Regions from separate parts of the Homo sapiens genome. Here region 2 is linked to region 1. A link is a loop called in an ENCODE intact Hi-C map of the cell type or tissue named here. Cell type or tissue: heart left ventricle. All regions are shown on one strand. Links, peaks and the distances in the headings refer to the core of each region. The heading gives the core; the rest is flanking DNA.

Region 1 (12,571 bases), core at 2,197-10,196:
TTGAATTTCTTTCTTTTAAATTGAGAGGAAGAATAAAATAGACCCGAGGGTAAAAAGATAAAGATGGGAGGTAGGGTTGGGGAAAGACTAGTATTTTAGCAGTCCGCAGTGCGGGATGGGAGATGGTCAGCCTTCCAGCTGGGGAGAAACCAAAGTCAGGAAGCCAAGGGTGAGAATCCCGAGAACTAAGCAACACTGAGACTGGCCAGAATAGTCACTCTTTTACTGTACGCTATGTCTTACAGAAATACCTTCAGAAAGAATAGGTTGAAAAAGCCCTGCTGGGCTGGGCGCGGTGGCTCACGCCTGTAATCCCAGCACTTTGGGAGGCCGAGGCGGGCGGATCACGAGGTCAGGAGATCGAGACCATCCTAGCTAACACGGTGAAACCTCGTCTCTACTAAAAATACAAAAAATTAGCCGGGCGCGGTGGCGGGCGCCTGTAGTCCCAGCTACTCGGGAGGCTGAGGCAGGAGAATGGCGTGAACCTGGGAGGCGGAGCTTGCAGTGAGCCGAGATTGCGCCACTGCAATCCGGCCTGGGCTAAAGAGCGGGACTCCGTCTCAAAAAAAAAAAAAAAAGAAAAAGCCCTGCTGCACCTCATCAACATCTAGAACAGGGGTCAACAAACTATAGTCCACCCCCTATTTTTGTAAAGTTTTATTGGAACAGAGCCACACCCATTAATATTCTCTACAGCAATTTTTACCTTACAACAGCAAGAGTAGCTGTAACAGAGACCATATGGCCTGCAAAGTCAAAAATATTTACTATTTGGCCCTTTACAGACAAAAAGTTTGCCAACCTCTGGTGTAGAATGCTGTATCCTATAATGCACCACTTTACAAACTTGTTTCCTTAGCAACAGAATGCATTTCTGTGAAAAATATTTTAAATGTGGAAACCCACGAAAAAGATAAGTGCAGAGAAGAGACAGCAGTCACAGTCCCAAGACCTCAGCCTTCCCTTTGCTCCCCTCTCCTAATGGTGTTTCTAAAACCCAGGGTTCCGTGAAATCGAGTTTGAAAATAGCTTCAGAGCACATGCTTTTTGAGGGCAAGACACTGCTTTAATTTCTTATGTGTCTATTTAGTAACTGGCAGCTAAAATACACTCAAGTTTGACAGATGAGGGATGAAGTGCTTCTAGTCAAGACCCAAATCCCCATGGCTGCTGTTGAACATCTTTCTGTCTTCTGTCATCCAAACTCCCCTCAAGAGTGACTCACACCCACTGTCTTCTCTTCCTATACCTTCATGTCACTGGCTTTTGACTTTAGCCCCATTGCTGTGCTTGAACTGTTGTCACCAAGGTCCCCAGTGATATCTTTAGCTACTACAGGACATGGGCATTCTCCAGTTCTTCTCCTCAGGTGACCTTTTGAGCATCTGACAACTCCTGGATCTCACTACCCCTTTGGGTTCTTTTTTCTAACACCTTAGTTTAAATGTATTTTATTTTACTTTTAGTTGACAAATAATAATTGTATATATTTATGGGGTGCATGTGATGTTTTGATACATGTAGACATTGTGGAATGATCAAATCAGGCTACTTAACATACTCATTACTGAAACTTTCCTTTTTTGTGATGATAACATTTAAAATCCATTCTTTTAGCTATTTTGAAATATATAATACATTATATTAACTGTAGTCACCATACTATGTAATAGAATACCAGAACCTATTCTCCTGTCTAATGGAAACTTTGTACCCTTTGGCAAACATCTCCCTTGTCCCCGTTCACATCCTCCTGCCACCTTCTATTCATAGAGTAAGGGGTTAATATCTAAAATATACAAGAAACTCAAACTACTTAATAATAGGAAAACAAGTAACCCTATAATAAAATAGGCAAAGGATCTGAATAGACATTTCTTGAAAGAAGACATACAAATGGCCAGCAGATCTATGAAAAAATTCTCAACATCTTGAAGCATCAGAAAAATGCAAATTAAAACCACAATGAGATATCACCTTACCACTTTTGATCAGCAATTGTAAAAAAGATGAAAAATAAAAAGTGTTGGTGAGAATGTGGAGAAATGGGAATGCTTGTACACTATTGGTGATATTATAAGTTAATATAGTCATTTTGGAAAACAGTATGAAGATTCCTCAAAAAGCTGAAAATAGAACTACAATATGGGGCGGGCACAGTGGCTCACACCTGTGATCCCAGCCCTTTGAGAGGTCAAGACAGGTCGGTCAACTGAGGTCAGGAGTTTGAGACCAGCCTGGCCAACATGGGGATACCCCATCTCTACTAAAAATACAAAACTTGGCCAGGCATAGTGGCTCACGCCTGTAATCCCAACACTTTGGGAGGCCGAGGCAGGTGGATCACGAGGTCAGGAGTTCAAGACCAGCCTGGCCAAGATGGTGAAACCCCATCTCTACTAAAAATACAAAACTTGGCCAGGAGTGGTGGCTCACGTCTGTAATCCCAACACTTTGGGAGGCCAAGGCAGGTGGATCACGATGTCAGGAGTTCAAGACCAGCCTGGCCAAGATGGTGAAACCTCGTCTCTACTAAAAATACAAAAATTAGCTGGGCGTGGTGGTGGGTGCCTGTAATCCCAGCTACTCGGGAGGCTGAGGCAGGAGAATTGCTTAAACCCCAGAGGCAGAGGTTGCAGTGAGCCAAGATCGCTCCACTGCACTCCAGCCTGGGCATACAGCGAGACTCTGTCTCAAAAAAAAAAAAAAAAAAAAAAGAACTGAACTATGATATGATCCAGCAACTCCACTTCTGGGTATGTATCCGAAGGAATTGAAATGAGTATGTCGAAGTGATGTCTGTACTGTCATGTTTACTGCAGCATTACTTATAATAGCCAAGATATCAAAATAGCTGAAGTGCCCATCAATTGATAAGTGGATTAAAAATGTGGTCTACATACATGACAGAGTACTATTTAGCCTTTAAAAAGAAAAAAATTCTGTCATTTTCAACAACCTGAATGGACCTAGAGGACATTAAGCTAATTGAAATAAGCCAGACACAGAGAGACAAATACCACATGACCGCACTTACTGTGGAATCTGAAAAGTCAAAACTCTTGGCTTCTTGTTACTCCACAATCTCCAGGTTATTTTTGACTGTCTTTGGCCTTTGCTTCCCTGTGTCTGAAGTGAGCTCCTCTTTCTCTGACCTCTTCTTAAACGAAGATATACTTTAAGCATTGACATCATCTCAAATCTAAATCTAAATGTTGAGTGCTCACAAGTTTCTATTTCAAGCCCAGGCTTACCTCCTAAGTTTCAGACTCATTTATCTAACTCTCTGCTAGATAACTCCACCTGGCACTCCAAACTCAACCTGTCGCAATTTGAACTCACCATATTCCTTACAGCTGATTCCTCTTTGGAATTCTCTCTGTCACTTGAGGATACCATCATCTGGCCAGTTGTTGTCAACTACAACCCTGTGACCTTGGCATCTTAAATCAAACAACCAAATTCTACCCATTTTGTGATCTGAGACTTCTTGGCTCCATCCCCTGTCTCCCTCCCTTATTATCTCTCTCAAGATGGCTATAGCAGCCTCCTACCTGGGCTCCTGAATCTTGTGCTGTAATCCATTCTGCATTCTGCAGCTACAGGAATTATGCCAGTCACCATCCCCAACATTCACATACCTGTAAGCCATCTATGGCTTCCCAGTGCACACAGGGTAAAGGCCAGATCCATGGTGATGGCTTACAAGGGCCTACAAAGGCTGGTCCTTGTTTGTCTTTTCCTGTCTCATTTTCTATATTCTCCTTCACTCACTGCCTCCCAGCTATACTGATCTCTCTATTTGTCAAACATGCCACGCTTCTTCCAACTAGAAAGGCTTTATCCATGTTGTTCCCTCTGCTTGGTGAATAACTCCTATTCATCCTGTAAATCTTAGCTCAAACATCACTTTCTCTGGGATGCTGCCTTCCCTGACCAAAAATAAAATATAGTCATCATGGGATCCTAGGCACCATGAACGTCTCCTTCTTAACTCATCGCAGCTATAATTTCACACTTGTTTTTATAATTATTGCTTAATATATATATTCACTTACTAGACCCTAAACTTCAAGAAGGCAGGAGCCAAGTCTGATTTTTCTCTTAGACATATCCCAGTAGCTCCCCCAGTTCTGCATATCCACAGCCCTTAGCACAGGGCTGGCTTCTGAAAGTACAAATAATTACTGTGTGAATTAAATTATTTACTGTTGTGGTTTGAAGGAATGCTCTAAAACTCATGCTGACACTTAACCCCCAATGTGGTAATATTGAGAGGTGGGAACTTTAAGAGGTAATTAAATGGTGAGGGCTCTGCCCTCATGAGTGGATTAATACATTCATGGATTAATTGATTAATGGGTTATTGTGGGAGTAGAACTGTTGGCTTTATGAAAACAGGAAGAGAGACCTGAACTAGCATGCTAGCACACTCAGCCCCCTCACCATGTGATGCCCTGCACCACCCTGACAATCTGCAGAGAGTCCCCACCAGCAAGAAGGCTCTCACCAAATGCAGCCTTGGATTTCTCAGCCTCCAGAACCGTAACAAAAAAAAGTTATTTTCTCTATAAATTACCTAGTTCCAGGGATTCTGTTATAAGCATCATTAAACAGACTGATATACTTACCTTTCATCCAGACTTGTTCCCCTGAAATCCACCCTGAACACATTCTACCTAAAATACCCATGAGACCTTGTCCCTGCCCTGCCCTTCAGTGGCTCCCCTTGGCCTGCAGGATGAAGTCAAGCTTCATGCTATACAAGCCCCATCACAATCATTACCACTCTCTAGGCTCATCTCTGCCCTCGTTGCTGGGCACATCATGCTCCAGAAGCCCGGTTCTGCTTCCTGATTTCAGCACACATCACGCTATTTCACACCTAGGACGGCTGCTCCTGGGATGTAATTCACTGGGATTCACCAATTGTTAATGTTTTAGCACAATCACTTCTTCTCTCTCTCCCCCTGTATGTGTGCATATGTGTGTATGTGTATTTGGGGGAGCATTTGAAGCCATCATGGCACTTCACCCCTGAACGTTTCTGAAGGTGTCATCTAAGAACAAGGTCATTCAATTTCATCACCACAACGTAACTGTCACATCTGGGAAATTAAGCATTAATATAATACTACTCTAAGGACCGTATCCCTAATTATCTAATTAATGTTATAGTTTTTTGTTTTGTTTTGTTTTCTCTGATATCTCATCTCATCCTCCCTGCCCCTCACCCATCTCCAGTCTACATCTGGTTTGCTGACTCTACTTCCTTTTTTCCGCAATGATTTCAGAAAGGGCAGAGATGACCAGTTGTACACCAAAACCTGTTTCTTCTTCTTCTTCCCCAGCACACAGCTTGACCTCATTTCTGAGCCTCCCTTGAAGCTGTGTATGTGACTGTATGGCTGAGTTCTAATGACAGAGGTGGGTATGATTCTCAGGCCACGGTTTTTATGAAGCAGCAAGTTCTTGTGCATGCTCTCTCTTTTGTCAGCTCAGTGCCAACGATGAAGACAAGCCTTTAGGGAGGAGTGGAACCACAAGATAGAAAGAGCCGTGGGTCATCATATCAATGGATGGAAGAGAGTCTCATATCAAGCAGGAACACCTGCCTTGGGTTTATAGGTAGGTAACAATAAGCTTCTATTATGTTTGAGCCATTTCACAATTGAAGATCTATTTGTTATAGCAGCCAATGTCACCAAATGTGGTTAATATTCTTCTATAGAAAAGGGACTAGATGGATTTTCTTATCTAGAACCTCTTACCTTAAGAGAAAATGAGAAGTAGAGGAGAAGCCTTGGGCATGATTTTCTAGGCAGAAGTCATCCCAGGAGCTAAAGGGAGGAGAAGGAGCATGGATAGATGTAAGAACTCAGTGTATGGAAACTCCATCCCCAGATCTCTGTCTGCTAACATGCGTGAGTGTGCTTGCAACTAGTTATACCTTTGTGCAATGAGGATTCCATTTAAATCTTAAGGAGCATTGGAGAAAACAGTTAACACAGAGACTGTTTATGAATGCAGAACGTCTAACAAAGTGAAAAGAGAAAATCTATAAAAGTTTGCTTTAACAATGTGAAAGTAAATGAATAAATAATTATAGCCATTATGTAAACTTCTCATTTTGTCTAATTACCATGCAACACAACAATAAGATTTATCATTAAATATGTCAGATTCACTTTGTTGTTCATTCATTTGATCGCAATTCCAAATTTTGTTCTTGAATGTACAGCCTGCATTGTTTGTTGTTCATAGCTGAAGAAATTAGAGGAAAACTTACTCAACACTCAGCTTTATAGCTGAGGAAAACTTGAGAACTTTTCATCAGCATCTAAATGTTATGGTTCTTCATAACTTGTTTTAATTTTCGACCATGTGGACTGAATTGGAAGTAGGCTGAAAAGTGAGAAATGTTGCTGAGCCAGACATCTCAGGCTTTTGATGGGTCCTCTGGTTCCATCCAGTCTGGGGTGCTGCATGCCGCATTCCTGCTCAGTTAGATGAGGCTGGAGTTTGTCAATTCCAGAGTCTGACTTCACTTCCAATCCCTGGACATCTCGGTATATCTAATTAATTGCATGTATATTATTTGTATATATTAATTGCTTAATAATATACCAATGATGCTAAAGTGCCCCAGCAGAGTTATTCTATGTGAGCAGAAATGGAAAATATTCAACACTTCAACACCATATAATGCTAATAACATAATATAATTATAACATAATAACAGCATCTGACACTTACATAATTATACATAATAACAGCATCTGACACTTACTGGGCATGTACGTGGTGTCAAACACTGTTTTACATCTCAGTGTATCTTTATAACAATTCCACGAGAGAGGTAGAGTGGTTCACTACTTTCCAACCTTAAAGTTTGAGGGCCTATGGAACTTGCCCAAGGTCTCAGTCCCCTGGTAACTGTTGGAAGTTCTCATTCATTATTTTTTCTTACAATATCCTGAGATAATGTCAATCCTGGTATAGGCAAAACTGTGAAGTGGGGGAATTTGTGTTCACTGCTCTTTCATTGCTCTTTGAAGAATTTGGGAATATGGACGTTGGTTTGGGGTTGAGTGGGAGGGCTCATTGGTTTGGGGTTGGGTGGGAGGGCTCACTGTAACAAGTTATATATATACATATTATTTACCATGTATATATTTTGCTGAGGCCAACCCAATTCTCAATGAGCCTATGATCTAGTTGAAGAAGGCTAAACAGTCAACAGGCAGTTGCAATCCAGTGGGATAAGTGCTGTGATGGGAGAAGTTAAGACTCTGTGGAAACCTCTAACCAAATTCGAGGGCAATCAGGAAAGGCTTCCTGGAGAAGGCATCTATGTTGAGGCCTACAGGACAGGAGGCAATAAACCAGAAGGAGTGAGAAGACAAGAAAAGAGGGTTCCAGGCAGCAGAACCAGTACAGCTGTGTAGATGAGAAGAGACTGGCGAACAGGTGTTGACAGTACACTGGCTTCATCAGATAAGCATCGAGTGCTCCTTTCCAGAAACTTTTTCCTTGCCTGCTACAGTGCCTGATTTTCTCAACATTGATCCATTAACAAACAATTCTATCAATACATCTATAGCATTTATTACTTATTTACTACACAAAGCATTGGGTAAAGAATTGAGAATTCAAAGAACTCTGAGACCCTGCCTCTGCCTTCTAAGAGTTTTACTGAGTGCGGGTGGGGTTGGAACATTCTCAGAGAAAAAAGAAAAATGTAAATAATAAAGCAGGTTTTTGAATAAGAGGAAGAAAAATGCCATGGTGAATCACTCAAGCTTTGGAGTCAAACCTTACTTCCACCATTGACTACCTAGGTGACCTTGCACAAATTACTTACCTTTTTGATCCTCAGTTCTCAATCTATACAATTGGAATAATAACACATCATTTTCAAGACTGTTGCAAGGACTAAACAGTTAATGCTTGCACGGCACTTAGAGCATGCTGCTCAGCACAGAGCAAGCTCACAATAAATGTTTTAGCCATTATGATATTACTATAATTAATTCACCACATAAATACTTGAGTGCCTGCTCTGTGATGCCTTTCCTGCTTTTTACTTCATGCCCTTTTGGCTCCATGCCGTACCAGCCATTGCCCTAGCACCTGTCTCTCCTCTTTCCACTGGATTCTTCTCTCCAGTCAGCATCATCTGGTCAAAGAAGCATAAACCATGAGCTCTGGAAAAACTGGTTTGTCTGTCTCACAAGCAGGCCTCAGAGTTCCCTGGGCACCTCTCTAAATCTCCCTGGACTGTTTGTCTTACCATACAGGGAGACTATTCTCTCCTGACCGACTGCAACCTTCTGTTCCCACTCACATAGCAGTGAGTTATATACAACACAGGGACATCTCTCACTGTGTTATGATCTACTTCTATCTATTACTAATTCTATTAACATTTAACATTTGCTGAGCCTGTATTAGGTACTGGAAGGAGTTGACAAGGGACTTGCATAGGATTATTAAGTTGGGATGAAACATCTAGCCTTAAACCATTATGGAGTGCATGCTCAAATAGAATCAGCAATCAAAAGCAGTTTTTTTAAAAAAGACTAAAATCTAGTCAATTTATGTATTTACCTACTTGTTTACTTATGGCCAATGTTGATATCTCCTGTATTTCCAAACCCAGTGCCAGGGAAAACTGGAACACCATTAAGATAAGCTGGAAAATGACATGGGAGAGCAGGCCTGATGATGCTGGTGGGACATGGTAGGTTTAGAGTTGTGGACAAGTTAATTTCAGGGCCATCCAAGGCACGGTGTGCAAGTGAAAATGTCCAATCAAGCAGTTGGCAATTTGGGAATAGAGTCAAAGAGAGGGGACAGGCAGCAGTAGATTTAGGCATCCTTCCCAGAGGAATGGCCACCCCTTAAATAAAAGTCTTCTGGGGCCGGGCGCGGGTGGATCACGAGGTCAGGAGATTGAGATCATCCTGGCTAACATGGTGAAACCCCGTCTCTACTAAAAATACAAAAAATTAGCCAGGCATTGTGGTGGGTGCCTGTAGTCCCAGCTACTCGGGAGGCTGAAGCGGGAGAATGGCGTGAACCCGGGAGGCAGAGCTTGCAGTGAGCCGAGATCGCGCCACTGCACTCCAGCCTGGGCAACAGAGCGAGACTCTATCTCAAAAAAATAAATAAATAAATAAAAATAAAAGATAAAAGTCTTCTGGGATCAGAAGTCCCGGTGAAGGGGCGAATATTTTATGAGGGTTTTGGTAACACTTCACCAGGGGTACTTAGACTTCTTTGCCAAAGGTTAGAGAAAGTGGACTAAGACCCAAGGGGTCTGGGCTGCAACCCCCGGCCGCTTATCTTTGAAGTCTCTTGTTTTAAAACATCGTGTGAATTTTTCATTCCATTCCACAATATACAAATAAGGTTTTAAATTACCTTTGAGTAAAACTGACATTGCAGTATGACAGGTGGCATTTAGCCTGCGGCTCCACATAGGATAAATTATTCTGAGCACACATGCATAGAAGGAGCTCACACTTCAGCTTGAGACACAAGGCATTCAGCGAGGAGCAGGAATGCCACCATCAGATGAGCTGGAAGGTTTGCAAGGGAAGCCCTAGAGGGAGTGGAACTCCAGACCAGGGGGTTTCGATGAGGGTAAGACCACCTGGAAAGGTCTGGTTGCCAGGAGGGTGTAAGGTGGAGGGGTCACCTGGGTGATCTCAGGTCTTGGGGCTCTATATGATGGGATAAGGACCTAGGAAGGGATAAAGAAGTGCTGGGAGGCCAAGCATTGGCAGTGCCTGTTGACTATGGGTAGAAGGCAGGGAAACTGCCTGGGACTGGGTGATCAGGGAGCCCTTTGCTTTGGGATTCTGTAAATGAAGGACTTTGGGAAGTTCTCCACGGGGCCACTAGCAGGCTGAGATTTCTCTCCTGAGTGGAAACAGATTGCCAGAGCTTCAATCCCACAGCATATTTCACTGACAGATTGGGTGCGATTTTTCCCGAGATGAGGGCGTTTCAAAAGCAGAGGAGGAAAGGGAGGCTGGGAGGGGAAGGTGGGTGGGGGAAGACAGCTGTCAGCTTCAGTGTGGCTTCAGGACAGCTCTTGCAGATGTGGGCAGAGCAACAACTGCCAATTTCCCAAGCCTCGGGCGATTCTCCAAATCTGGGGTCACAGGAGGGTGGGGGCAATCCTGATTGTACAAGAGGGTCCTGAGAGGCTTTGGGGACACAGAGCCTAGCTTCAGGGTGGGCTCACTTTGCATGTGAAATGAACATAACTCCTTGTACCAAATTAAACCAATTTGATCAAAATTTGTAATGCAGAGGAGCATAATTAAATTGAAGATTTTAATTAGGCACAGTTTTGATGAAACTTAACGGGAGCCGGCAGGAACAGTCTTGCTGTCTGCTAAACATAATCCTGCCTGGTGAAGAGCTCTATAGTTGATGATCTTTAATGACTGCCCAGCTCTCAGCTTCGTAGATGGTGTTGCAGTCAGTTTGGAGGAGGCCGGGGAGGTGCGAGCAGACTGGGGGAGGAAGAAGTGAGGTGGGACTTGCATGCGCAGGGAGGTGTCTTGTCTCTTTCAAAGGAATGCTGCTGCTAAACTTTCGGGGTACCCAATTACTCGCTTTTCATCTGCCAAGGTGGAGAAATTCATAGTGGAGAATTACATTGAGGGCTGTTTTACAGTAATGAGGCAGGAAGGAGAGGGCAGGGCTCGCTCCTGGATTGAGAGGGCCTCTGCGGGACTTCTTTGCTAATTGCTTTGTGCCTCTCAATTTCACTTCACAAAGCTTGAATTTTCCCTTGGCTCCCAACAACAACAAAACACAATAAAAGGCCTCTGGGAACAGAGAGTGGGGAGAGCCCTCAGCTTTCAGGACTAGATGCTCAGAAGGGCCTGGCCAGGATCTGTTTCCCCAGCACAGTATTCAGTATATAGGGGAGATAGTAAACACCACATCACTGAAGGGATGAAGAAATGAACACAACAGTAAATGGATAAGTCATTTACCCTAGGACTCTCCTGACAAAGAGAAAGAGTTAAAAATATGAGCCAGTTGGTCGGGCGTGGTAGCTCACTCCTGTGATCTCAACACTTTGGGAGGCTGAGGCGGGTGGATCATGAGGTCAGGAGTTTGAGACCAGCCTGGCCAACATGGTGAAACCCTGTCTCTACTAAAAGTACAAAAATTAGCTGGGTGTGGTGGTGGGTGCCTGTAACCCCAACTATTCGGGAGGCTGAAGCAGGAGAATCATTTGAACCCGGGAGGCAGAGTTTGCAGTGAGCCAAGATTGCACCATTGCACTCCAGCCTGGGAAACACAGCAAGACTCCATCTAAAAAAAAAAAGAAAAAGAAAAGAAAAAAAGACAAAAAAGAACCAGTAATGTTTGCTGCCTTTTAACAAAAAGTACCTGTACTTGAAGAAGGAATCTTCCCCTCCTTTCTTCCTTTCTCTCTCCTTTTCTTCCTTTATGCAACATATGTTTACTGAGGCCTCACTGTATGGTCAGCACTTTACCAGGCTCTATATTCTGGCAGATCCTTAAGAGTCCAAGTTCCTTCCTGCCCTCATAGATCTAGCAGACTAATGCAAGAAACAGCAGTGGGCACATATTTATGATTTATAAGAAGCTTTGTGTAGGAATAACAGAGAAGTCATACTTTGGTTTAAATCAGGGATCAGCGAGTGACAGCTGAGGGCCAAATCATGCCATTGTCTATTGAAAATAAAGTTTTAATGGAACAGAACCATGTCCATTCATTTACATATATTCTATGGCTGTGTTTGCTACAATGTCAGAGTTGAAGATGGGTAGTTGTGACAGAGACCTCATGGCCTGCACAGCCTAAGATATTTACTATCTGGCTCTTTATAGAAGACATATGCCAACTCCTGGCTTAGATGGTCAGGGCAGACCTCTCAGAGAGGATGAGGTTTAGCTCAGATCTGGAGGAGAAGTTTAGCTGGTTGAGGGGTTCCATACCCTGGGGTTGGTGGGGAAAGAAGTGATGGCCCTGCAGTGGGGATAAATGTGGGGTGTTCAAGGACCTGGAGGAAGGTCGGTTTGATTGGAAGATGGTGATGGGAGGACACAGGGCCTGGATGAGATGGAAGAGGAGGGAGGGCCATTTTATTCAGAACCTTGTAATCTAGCTCCTGGAAAGGGATTTGGATAAGATTCTGAGTGCACTGGAAAGCTCCTGGAGGACTGTAAGCAGGAGCATGTTCTGATGTAATTTTTAAAGAGCACTCTGGCCACTGTGGTGAAGGTAGCTTACAGAGGTAAAACATTCAGATGTTGGTGGCTTGTATCAAGTTCATATTAGTACCAATGGAGAGTCATGGGCAGATTTGAGAGGTAAACTGACAGGATTTAGAAATACATTAAATGTTGGAGGGGGTAGTTAGGAAGAAGGAGAGGTCAAGAATGATCCCTCCCAGATTTTTGGCCTGAGCTGCTGGGTCCCATTTGCTGAGATTAGGAAGACTTGGACTGGGGTAAAAAGAAGTTTGGGTGGGTGATTTAAGAATTCAGTACTTTTTGTCCTTCTTCAAAT
Region 2 (12,571 bases), core at 2,117-10,116, 200 kb before region 1:
GCTTCTTGCTGTCTGTTATGGAAGCAGTCGGGCCTTTTCCCGACTCCCAGTGAGATGGCCAGGAGATCTGGGGCTCAGTTTTCCTGAAACAAAGATAAGGACCCAGAGTGTGACTTCAGCTCACCATGTTGTTACACGTTAAAGCGTGGTCTTGGTGCCCGAACTAAATTTGAATCAGCTGCCTTCTATTAGGGCCTCCTTTCGAAGTCTCTGGTGGCCAAAGAAACACAAATTTATGACAGAGTGGCTTTGCTTTGTAAACTTAAGCCCTCAAAAGGGGACTTCACTGGGAATCTCTATTAAGATATTTATGAACTTCATTTTTTAAAAAAATAGTAAATATGATCAGCTTTGAATTATTTGATTTATTTTCATTAATTGCCAGTCATCCAAAAGAATTTATTGAGCACTTGTAGGTACCAGACACTGTTCTAGGCACAGATGTGAGCAAGATACATATGGCCCCTGTTCTAATGTAGCACACAGTGTGGTATTGACACAGAGTAAATGGGTAGTCGTAACATGGGGCTCTGAGAGGGGAAGGAAGCGGGTATCTTAGGAGATACTTAAAGGTCAGGGATGGCTTCATGGAGGAAGGAGTTAGCTGGATGAAGAGTGGTGGGAGCAATGTAGATGCCCAGGTGAGAGTGGGGCCAGCCTGGAGTGGAGAGGGCATTGAGCACACAGCTAGAGTGTCATAACCTGGGGAGGGCGGTTTAGGGAGGTGAAGGAGAGAGATGCTAGGGCTGCCAGAGCAAAGTATCACCGACTGGGTGGTTAAAACAACAGAAATGTATGTTCTCATCATTCTGGAGGCAGGAAGTTTGAGATCCAGGTGTTAGCTGGGTTGGTTTCTCCTGAGGCCTCTCTCCTTGGGTGGTAATGGCCATTTTCCTCTTTGCCTTCACATGGGCTTCCCTCTGTTCGTGTCTGTGTCCTTATCTCCTTTTTGTATAAAGACGTCAGGCATATTGAATTAAGGGCCCCCACACATGACCTCATTTTAACTTAATTACCTCGTTAAAGACTCTATCTACAAATACAGTCATGTTCTGAATTACTGGAGGCTGGGGCTTCAATGTATGAATTTTATGGGACACAATTCAGCCTGTAATGGATGCATAGTCACTGGATCAAGCAAGGCCTTGGAACCATGTTAAGAAACATGGACTTTATCTGGAAGGCAAGGGGGAGTCACTGAAGAGTCTTACACAGAGCGGCGATGCTCATGTTTACATTTGGCAGAGATCTTACAGCAGCGAGGGGAAAATTGGAGAAGGATAGAGTTGGGTTCAGAAGCTATGAGGATGTTGTCTAAGAAAATTCTTGGCAGAGGGAGATTAGGAGGTAGAAACTGCAGAACCTGTGATGGGTCACTCCTGAGGGGCAGAGCAGGGGAGTGTCAAGGTAAGCTGGATTTCTGGTTTGGGCCACTGGGTGCACCATGGAAATCTTCACTGAGAGTCGTGGTCTGGGTGAGGGAAAGGAGGTGAGTCCAACATTAGGGGGGCATGCTGAGTTTCAGGGCCCTTTGGGACATCTGAGTGGGGCAGGTCTCAAGCTCCTGAAATAATTCTGGGTTGGAGATATGGATTTAGGACTCATTAGCTTGGATGGTAGTTGAAGCCATGGGAATGGATGCGGGAGGGGGGCTAGCCATGAGTTTGAATATTCAGAAGGGAGCTGGCAACTCTTCTTACTAATGCTGGAGACGTGTATGTGCCCAGAATGACTAACACCTCCGCTCATATGAAGGCCCAGTTAATCTTCAAGCCCAGGTTTTCCTCTCTGAGGAACCACTGGGGTCCTGGGGTAAGAGAGGATCTTGGGTCTCCTGGGCATTTTCTCCCTTCCCAAGACCTGAGGATGTTTAATCAATTTTTGATAGTTGATGAGTCACTGGATGCCTTCCCAGCTGAGTCAGCGAAGGTACCCCTCCTGGGAAGCACAACCCAGGCAGTTCCAAGTACCGGCCTTGTTTATCAGAGGGATGGGACGAGAGGGTGAGGTGTGACTTCCCAGAGCAGCGAGCTTCAGTGTCTGACTACATGGGGCAAGGAAAGACACCAGTGGACAAAAGGTATTTGCTGGGCTTAAGGGTGCGTGACGCATGTTTTTGGTAGTAGTAGCAGATTTGTCTTTTTAAGATGTCTTTTTTGAGCCACTTTTAAAATAACAACAGCTGACATTTATAGAATCTTCATCAGCTTCCAGACAATGTGCTAAGCATTTTACCTGCATTGTCTCAATTCGTCCTTACAGGGAAGCACTGTGGTTATTCCGATTGTACTAAGGATGTGATAGAAGTCACACGATGTGACTTCTGAGGCTAGGACATGAAAGCGTCTACCTGGCTCTCTCAGTCTGTCTCAGGATGTATGCCAGGGAGCCACAAGCCAACTTGTGAAATGTTTGGTTACCCTGCAGGTGCTGTGCTGGAGAGAGCATGTGGAGAGACACCACAGAGAGTGATGTCCAAGGATCCTCTGCTGTTCTAGCCTCCAGATGTTTGGTACCAAATGGAGAGTGAGTGAGGCTTCCAACCCCACCTTTGAGCCACCCCAGCTGATCCCAGTAGAGCAGAGATGAGCTGTCCCCACCAAGTCTTGCCCAGATTGCAGATCTGTGAACAAATAAGAATTTTTGCTTGAAGCCTCTATGTTTTGGGGTACTTGGTCACGTAGCCCTAGGGCTAACTGAAGTATAGTGAGAAGTGACAAGATTCAAGGTTGTATAGCTGCTTAGGGGAAGAACAAAGAAAGTACACTCTCCTTGCATTCAAAGGATATTTCTTCAATTTGCTTGCAGTGTGACCTTTGGCAAGCTACTGAACCTCTCTGTGCCTCAGTTTTCTCATCTGTATGATAGGGATGAAGATGGTATTTCTTCAGAAGGTAGTGATGAGGAATAAATATCTCATTCTTGGCATGTAGGAAAAAGCTAGTAAGTAGCTGGGTTGGGGTTTCAATTCAGGCAGTCTAACCCTAGACTCTTTACTGGTAAGCTCAGGTCCAGAACATTCCCACCAATCCCTGAAAAGGAGGCCAGACGGCAATATCCCAGGTACTCCCATTATTTTCCCCCATACGGCATGATTCTGAGTCCTCCTTGGCCGCCCTTCTCTGTTCACTGGGCCTTGATACATGATTCTCTGAACTGAAGGCCGCACCATCACTCCTCTCTGTTTAGTGCAGCCCGAGATTACACTGGCTTTTTTGGCAGTCACATCACATTGTTGACTCATTCTGAGCTGGCAGTCAAAATCCTAAGTGTTTTTATCACATGTGCTAGCATCAAGCTGCATTCCTTCCCATCTAGGATTGGTGCAATTGGAGTTTTAAAAAATCCAACTGCAGAATTGTTTAGTTTATTAGATTTTGCTCATTGTGGTAGTGTGCCTAGGAAAGAATCCAGATGAGCTCCTCTCCAGGGTTCTCGGAGACACCCTGTATCCTTTTAATATACCTTTCCTTTATTTCTGTAGTCCATTTGAGTGGCTTACTGGTACTCACAACACAAAAAGTAAGCCATAGAGTGACTTCTGGGTGGTCCTTGCTCAGGAGGAAAAGAGGTGTGGCAGGGATGCTGTGGTAGAGGGCAGAGAAAGCAAATGGCAGGAGCGTGTGCCGGGTGCCACGTCTGAGCCGTGGCAGACCTTGCAGCTGATCATGACTCTCTTTTCTGCTGAGTCAGGAAATGGCCTCTACTTTGATTAGCTGCCACCTGAATAGGACAGAGTTGAGGACTGAGGACAGAGACTGCTTTCGAAGTGGACCCTGGCATAATTAATCAGGCTTCAAGCACATCGGTTGTTCGGATGGTTCCCAATTCCCCCAAATGTGCTGCCATCTTACCCTCATTTTCTCAGCTTGCCCACAAAGATAAAATGATATTTTTATCAAGTCTCATTTCTTGCTGAACTACAAGTTCTCTAAGTGGCCGCATCACTTGATCCTGCTACTCTGGCGATACTATGTACAGTGCTTGCTGAAGTGGTCACTCTGGTTGGTGGGTGCCACAGAAGGTGGGTGGCTCAGAGTGGACTGAAGAAAGTACCAGAGTCTGATGGACCTCATTTCTGCAGTCAGTGGTGAGGTGCTGGCTCCCATGGTGGGGGGATTTTCCCAGGTGCCTTAGCTCAGGAAACATATGGTGCTCAGTGGAATGGACCCTGGTGTGTCTCCAGTGGTCTGCATAGCTCCTGGGCAATATGGAAGGACAGTGCTGACTCAAGCAGAGCCTGAGCCATCTCTAGACGCTTTCCCACCTTGTCCTTGAGTCCTACAAATTAGGTCCTAATTGGTCTGTATTCTCCCCGCCCCCTTACTCTCCAGCCTAGGGACGTCTTTCCATTCTGGGAATAGGACGCCTTACCTTTACTCCACTCATATTCTCTCAAATATGTTGTATGTGCACGAAGCCTTCCTATTTGCCTATGCTTAAGCTCTTGAAGCTCAAGGTTAATCATTAACTTCTTTTTTTTGCCACCCCTTTGCTTTCTTTTATGTCAGCTCTTCCTTGAGGGAATGAAGGCAGACTGCTGGGCTGAACACAAAAAGGGGAGCAGCCCGGGGTAAAAGGAAATTCTAGAATAAAGAGCACATTGGTTAATAGCTTAGAAATGTTATCCCCCTAGACGAGTAATAGAAAGTTCCTCAAACTCGCCTCAGCAAATTATGGGAACTGATTGTAAGAGGCAGCTTAGGGAAGCCAGGGGTGGAAATGGCTGATTGGACCGGAAGTGGCACAGGCGCCTTGGGGACGTGCTCTCACAGCTTCTCACTTTGGGTGCCACAGTCTCTCATCTCTGGCTCCTCTGAATGTCTACCTCATCTCTTCTCTCTCTGGACTGGCTTTCACTGCATTGGTGGACGTATGACATGAGGATACCCAGCCCTGCCCATGGCCCAATTGCACCAATTAGAAAAGCTGCCCCTTCAAGAAATATTGTAATTGCCATCTGCCAGGAGACTCAGTTAAAAACACACAAATAAGTGAGGACCATACATGCTCAATGGACTGCTGCTGCACGTTTGTGTGCAGTGATGGCAAGTGGGACCCGGAACTCTGGCCTCTGCTTATCCTCAGAAGTGGGCGGCAGAGAAGGAGGAACGTGCTTGAGTCGCAGTCCCCAAAAAGGGAGGAACTCATTGGCCCAGCTTAGGCCTGGTGTCTGCCTACCTGTGGTTCAGTCAGCTGTGGTCGGTGGGCAGGACACACCTGAAGGAGCATATCTTGGCTGTGTGGGTTGGGCAGACATCCCACAATGCTCATGTAGGGGGATTCATCTCATTAACTCTGAGTGTTTCTTCGGCATTCCCCCACTATTTTTAACATATCATTTACAATATTGAATTAATAAGACTGGGAATGAAAGTTCTTTGACAGAACACACATGGTAGTTACTTTTGGGACTAATTGCTCTGCAGGTCGCCTCGTGCATTACCGTCTGCTATTTTTGCTTAAATTATATGTATCTGCTTTTATGTCACTTCCTAGGTAAACCTTACTTCCCCCTATAGGAAACATGGTTCACTCAAACAAAGTAAATAAAAGGGCTTTCCTGAAGGTGTGGGCAGATTTAAGGGAATCTGACAAGAAAAGTACGAGCTAAGAAGGTCTGGCAGCCACTCCCCTGCTAAGCTAGAACAGGCAGGAAGGGAGCACTTACTGGGGCCAGGTGGTGGTAGCTGTAGGGATGTAGGACAGGGCAACTCAGGGGACCTGTGGCCTCATGCAGAGGGAGGCAGCCAATCTATAGCCACCTATCAGGGAGGGAGCTGGGCAAATAAATGTCTCCATCTTGTTCTCCTCCTTCTTCTCTCCAATCTCCTGCCAGTGCCTCCACTGGTTGAACCTAGCTGGGAGCCAGTGGATCAAAGATCCAGTGGACCAAAGGATCCATAAATGTGATCCTCCTGGGGGTATAAAAAAGGATAGAAATAGGTGGAAAGTGGATCTGGGAGTGGCTAAATGGAAAATATCCAGGATGTTCCAAATTGCATTCCTCTGCTATATGCCTTCCCAGACCATTGCACTGCCCCATCACAATGCTCATCCTAGTTTGTCATATCTGCTGAAGGATTAGGCATGCAGAGCATATGCCTCATGGAAGTTAAGGACTGTATCTGACTTGTCATTGCTGTATGCCCAGAACCTATCCCTGCATCTGATTATCAATGATGTGTAATGGAGCTTGGAACGTGAATGGGCACATATGTCTGATGTCCTCACCTGACCATTCTTTGGGAGCCCTTTGGGGATAGTGAATCTCCCAGTACCCTACTTGGGCACAATAAGGACTATTTAGTGAAAGAACATTCACAATTGAGTGAATGGATGAATTCTAAGGGTGGATCACTTTGAAAATACCTGAATGTCAATCTCATGGTACCAAGTTTATATCAGAATTCAACCTCAAATTAACTAACTTCCATTCCAGATCTGTTCCTTTCTTGGTGACATGGCAGCATATACATGCCTCATTTTCTCCTGCCTTATATCCATATCCTCTTGGTCTGGTGGCACACCTTCCATTTCTTCACAAGCAACCTGGGATGATTAGCTTAGGTCCCCAGCCCAGCCCTACTCAATGGATGAGCTTCAACTAAGATGGGGACAAGGAGGCTCTCCTGGGATTTTGCCTCTCAAAACCATGGATCATGTGCCTCTCCTCTCCTTCCACTTTCTTTCTTTTTTTTTTTTTTTGGCTTAAATTAAGCAGAGGTGCCATTTTTTGCTTATATTCAAAGAACTCATATCCTCAGACACCAGGAGGGGAGTTCCAGACTTATGAGGCTATACAATGGTATGGTTAAGGTCTTGGGCATTGCAGCTACATTGCTTGGGCTTGGATCCCAGTTCTGCCATTTTTTGGCTATGTGACCCTAGGCAAGTTACTTATGTTCTCTGTGCCTCAGATTTCTGATCTTCAAAGTGGAAACATTAGCTGAGATAAAGCATGCAAACACTCTTAAAACAGTTTCTAGTGCATGGTGAACACGCAGTATATATCACAGGGTCTTGACCATCCAAGCAACTTGAGAAGAAAAAAAAATGATGGAATTATACTTCTTTAAACAAAAAAGAAAAAAATCACAAATCACAGAATAAATTGGAATGAATTCAATGAGTTTTCAAGGGCTGCTATGTCTTCCTACCCACTCTGATGTGGGGTATGTACAGAGAAAAACGAATCTGGAGCTGTTTCTAAAGGAGACATTTGAAAATGAGCTTGTGCCTTTTTATTTTTCAAGAAAAATCAGAGGCCAGTGGCTATATGTGCTGTTCTCTCTTTCTTTTCTGGGAAAGTTCATGAGTTCTTGGCCCCAAATAAGCTTAGTTCTCTACCGCTTCCCACAAGGAAATTAAATTTTCAGGTCCTGCACAAAAGTTTAGTTATCGCTAATATAATCATTGGTGCTGTCACTGTAGGTCTGTAGGAGCTGAGTGGAAGGATGGAATTTGACAGCAATAAAAAAGTTCTCCCTCTTCCCCTGCTCTCAGACACTTGGATACCCATTTACACATATGTGCACAATGTGACACACACCCTCAGGCACACATGCACAACCACACACACACATACATAAAGGGATGGCTTTCCCAGAGACAGTTATCCTGAGTGATGTTTTTAATCCTGAGTTTTATCCTGAGTGATTTTTAAAAAAACTAAATCCATCCAGTATTTTTGGGTGCCCACATAGCCAGAGCTGGGCATGGGGAAATGGGGAAGAAATTGGTGCTATAAGCATGATTAAAGCTGTAGTCCTGGTCCTGCCTTCTAGGAGATTCTGAAGCAGTGTTTTGGGAGTGAGAGACACCTACCAGTATCTAATAAAAGGTAGGTTGTGAAAAGGTTATATGAGAGGTTAAAAAGTTGCTAAAGGTTGCTTTGCTTTCTTTCTTTAATTTTTAATGTGACTCTGGAGTAGTTTCACAGGTTCTCAGTCTAGCTTTGGAGTCAACCAGCCTTGTTCTGCATTGGTCTGGATTTAAATACTGGATTTGCTGCTTATGAGTAGTGACACTTACTGAGCCTTGGTTTCCCAGTCTGTGAACAAGGTACGAACATCACCTGTCTATATGTGTTAAGATTGCATGTGCTGGAAATCACAGAGGTTAGATGGCAGTGACTTAACCAAATAGGAGTTTGTTTTTCTCATGCAATAAGTAGTTCAGAAGTGGGCAAGCCAGGGTTGGTACCATTGTTCCAGGGACTCATCAAGGACACAGGCTCCCAGAATCATCCAGAGCCACAGGGTGGCTGCCCTGGTTGCAGGCAAGATAAAGGGGAATGGAGAAAATGGCAGGAAGCTGAAGACGTGAGCCAGCCACATCTGTACCCCTTTGGAGAGCTTTCTGGAAAGCCCCATTCACTGACTACATCTTATACTTTGTTGGACACACTATGCCAAGATGACCAACACTATCTGCAAAAAAAAAGCTGGGATATCAAGTATTTTAACTGAACATATAGTTGCCTCAAACAAAATTGAAGTCCTGTCACAAAGGAGGAAGAAGAGACTCCAGCTGTATCTGCCACATGATATTGGGAGAGTTGTTGAAGAGATTCCCTGAGATAATTCATGCCAAACTCTTGGCCCAATGCCTGACATGTGGTGACTATTATTATTAGCTGGGACTCTCCCCATTGTCTTCTCAGAGGATCCTCCAGCAAGGTGACAAATGTAAATGCAGCCTCCTCAGTGTTCAGGGACTCCCCCTTCCACCAGCCACTTTCTGTCTGAATCTGAGTCATGCTCATGACTCAGGCCATCTCATCTCTTCCAGAAAGTCTCCCCTCACCTCTGTGGTCCTCCAAGATATCACCTGCTATTTTCAGAACCTGTAGCATGAAATGACTATATCACCCAAATGTAATTTCAAACATATTTCCTAGTGTGAATAGATCTATATCTCTGTGTTTATTTTTTCTCCCAACTAGGTTACAAGTATCTTGATGGCAGGAATTACATTTTATTCCTACAGCCCTGCCACAAAGCTCTGATTACTGGTTCTTATGCATCTCAGATGCCCACACTGAGTAGACTGTAGGACATTCTGAGGTAGCTAGCTTTTGTTTAATTTGCTGTTGGGCTGAAGTGTGGTGTGCCAGGGATTTGTTCATGTATGTGCAATAATGAATCATGCTCTTTTGGGCATTTGCTGTTTTTTTAAATGTTTTTTGAATTTTTTTATTGATATATAATGGGGTACATGTGATATTTTGTTTCATGCATCAAATGTGTAATAATCGAGTCAGGGTATTTAGGGTTTCCATCACCTTGAGTATTTGTCATTCCTCTATGTTGGGAACATTTTAATTCCTCTCTTCTAGCTATTTTGAAATATATAATACATTGTTGTTAATTATAGTTACTCTACTCTGCTATAAAACAGAACTTACTGTAACTCAGGAATGGAAAACCAAATACCATATGTTCTCACTTATAAGTGAGAGCTAAGCTATGAGGATGCAAAAGCATAAGAATGACATAATGGACTTTGGAGACTCAAGAGGAAGGGAGGGAGGGGGGTGGGGGATGAAAGACTGCATAGTGGGCAAAGACTACTGCTCAGGTGACAGGTGCACCAAGGGCATTTCCTGTTCTATCTGCATCAATTTTGGAAGCTCAGATAGCCAAGGTGTTGTCTAGTAACATACACCAGGGTGACCCCAGAACAAAGGGGGATCAAACGTGAGGTTTAGGCCAGGCGCGGTGGCTCACACCTGTAATCTCAGCACTGGGAGACCAAAGCAGGCAGATCACCTGAGGTCAGGAGTTCGAGACCAGCCTGGCCAACATGGCAAAACCCCATCTTTACTAAAAATACAAAAATTAGCTGGGCGTGGTGGTGGGTGTCTGTAATCCCAGCTACTCAGGAGGCTGAGGCAGGGAGAATTGCTTCAACCCAGGAGGCAGAGGTTGCAGTGAGCTGAGATTATGCCACTGCACTCCAGCCTGGGTGACAGAGCAAGACCCCATCTCAAAACAAAAAAACAACAAACAAACAAACAAACAAAAAACATGAAGTTTAGAATGCCCATCTGGAAGCATTCATTCATTCATTCATTCACTCGTTCACCATTTATGTTCCCGATGTATGCGAGGCACAGTTCTGAGGCCCTCCTGTTGCTGTGTCACCTCCCACAGCTGCTTCCCATCAGCTGCATCCCAAACATAAGAGGAGTGTGTTTAATCAGCAATACTCACTTTCTTCTGATTTTGACTCAAGGGTACTTCCCTGCACCCATCAATTTCAAAACCACTTCCTAAATCTGACTTAGCCACTTGATTTCATGGGGTGCCCTGTCAAATAATTGTGAAAGAAGAACATGAAGCAGGACTACTGTGGGTGGGAAAGCCCCATACTTACCTGCCCCTTTTCTAGCCAACTCATATCCTGGTCCCTTCGGGGTCCCCAGATGAAGTACCAGCAACCCCTTTCCCCACACCCCACCAGTTCAGTGGAAAGGACTTATCTTCAGGAAGATTGGATTTTATGCCTCAAAATGAATGAATTCAGCAAAGAATTTCTGAGCTCTTCTTACGTGTAAGGTACTGTGCCGGCATGGGTGACGAGAACACAGCTATATTAACAAATCAATCAAGTAACTGATTACATATTAGACTGTGCTAGCTGATGAGGATACTTTAATCTTTGTAAGATGGATAGAGCACTTTCTCTGTGCCAGGCCCCATGCTTAATGTCTTATGTACATTTTCTCCTTGGATACTCTAAGGATTCACATCAACACTCTGAACAGGTTGAAGATAGAATGATTATCCTCTACCTGCCCCTTCCCTCCTGCTTTGTGTAGAACCCATCAAGGAGTGGAGAGGGCTGGAGATCTAAAAACAGGATCTAAATCCTGGGAAGAGACCACTTGTCTGTTGGGGTGCCCCATGCCAACATGAGGTGGCCTCAGTTGAGCAGTATGCTGGCATTTTGAGTGGAAAGGATTTGAGATATTCCCCAGTACTCTGTCTCTGAGTTTCCCTCAGGTCCAGTGGGTGTGTGTGAGATCTGAAAATGTTCAATGCCCTGTGGTAGAGTAGAGGAAGGTAGTTAAGAAGTCAGAACCAGTTATTTGCATGGGATCATTGTGATGTGGTTTGAGGGGACACTGTGGCAGAGTCTTAGTATGGATGAGCCAAAAGTTGGGGCTGAGAGAGAGAGCACAACAGGATCAAGAGAACCAAGTGGAGGCCGAGTCACAGGGAGGACAACCTACATTTACTGTGCCACTGTCGCATCAGCTGTGGACACTTTAGAAGTGTGTGTGATAAGGAAAAAAGCCAATGCCCAGCCATGACATTGGGTGTTACCTAGACCAGCCAGGATGACAGGTGTTACCTGCCTGGAACAGATGCCCTTCCCAAGGAAGGGGAGAACAAGTCAGGAGGGTATAACAAGTCTGGGAACTTAATTTCGCTCCTGGGGAGACAAGAAGGAGAAAAGGGAGAGAGAGAACTTTCAATTCAGGTGAATAAATTACTCAAAAGAGATGGGCTGTAATCTCTTTTGAGTGGTGTTATCTTGATGTAAAAAGATTGATTTGGTTTTTTTGTGTCAATCATAGAAACAGTTTTTCCAGAATTGTGACTGTGAATTTTATACCCACAACAGGAGTTTAGGTGAAAATATCCTCAACTATTTTCTTTTCTAATCTTTTGCTCTTGGCTTCCTTCTCAGAGTGCCTCCTCATAACCTGACGCACCTGCCAGGACCAAAGTAGATCTTAAACATATAAATAATGGCTGAGGTTTCATCCTTAGACTGCATGGTTTCCCCCAGGGGAGTACATATTTATATTCTTCTTTTAATCAATGGAGAAACCAGAGGATGACTCATTCCCTCAGAGTGGAAGAGGAAGTCATGGTGCCCTTGACTAGAGTCCCTCCGGGTTTTGGTTTCTTCTCGGTGGGGTTGCAGCAGCCCTGTAAGGAATGCATGAGGGAAGGGGGCAAAAGGTGCTGGGAAGAGAGATGGTGGCTGTTTGGACAAAGGGCTCTTTCTGTCAGTGGCTCCATCTCCACCCAGACTCAGGCTCCCGTTCAGAAGTTCAGCTCTCTTCCTTTCACCCACTCTGAGATTCACATGCTCACACTCAAAGCTATTCCCTCACCACCAGGGCTGGGAGGGACCCTGCCTACAAGCCCTTTCCTCTTCCAGATGCTGAAAGAAGAAGTAATTATAGAAAACAAACAAAACAAAACAAAACAATGGCAACACTATGGAGACAGTGAAAAGACCAGTGGTTGCTAGGGGTTAGCCTGGAGAGAGTAATAAATAAGCACAGTGCAGAGAATTTTTAGGTCAGTGAAACTACCCTGTATGAGACTATCATGGTGGATGCATGTCATCATACATTTGTCCAAATCTACAGTATGTACACCAAGGGTGAACCCTTATGTGGTAGTCTCCCTTATCTGAGGTTTTGCTTTCCAAGGTTTCAGTCACCTGTGATCAACTGTGGTCCAAAAATAGTAAACAAAAATTCCAGAAATAAACAATTGGCAAGTTTTAAATTGCACACCATTCTGAGTGGCGTGGATGAAATCTT

What was found. Peaks named below come from ENCODE experiments on the same cell type or tissue, not always from the same donor. Only the 100,000 strongest peaks of a DNase experiment are listed, where the experiment ranks them.
Region 2: a loop joins it to region 1, with 2.9 times the contacts of the local background. A loop is called at or near these places in 6 of 110 quality-filtered maps.

Annotation. Positions count from the first base shown.
Region 1 is chr5:159,647,939-159,660,509 of GRCh38, forward strand. No RefSeq gene overlaps it. Among named protein-coding and RNA genes, the nearest start is that of LINC01845, 190 kb to the left of the region's middle. In heart left ventricle, for the core only: no CTCF peak of the experiment used is centred there; no DNase peak of the experiment used is centred there; H3K27ac peaks cover 2,720 bases.
Region 2 is chr5:159,448,208-159,460,778 of GRCh38, forward strand. LINC01845 (long intergenic non-protein coding RNA 1845) reads right to left here. Exons shown (of 7, transcript NR_027110.2): 3 at 11,334-11,442; 4 at 10,218-10,594; 5 at 5,182-5,324; 6 at 4,375-4,586; 7 at 349-1,249. Among named protein-coding and RNA genes, the nearest start is that of LINC01845, 12 kb to the right of the region's middle. RefSeq lists enhancers at 8,584-8,923, 10,436-10,605. In heart left ventricle, for the core only: no CTCF peak of the experiment used is centred there; no DNase peak of the experiment used is centred there; H3K27ac peaks cover 1,734 bases.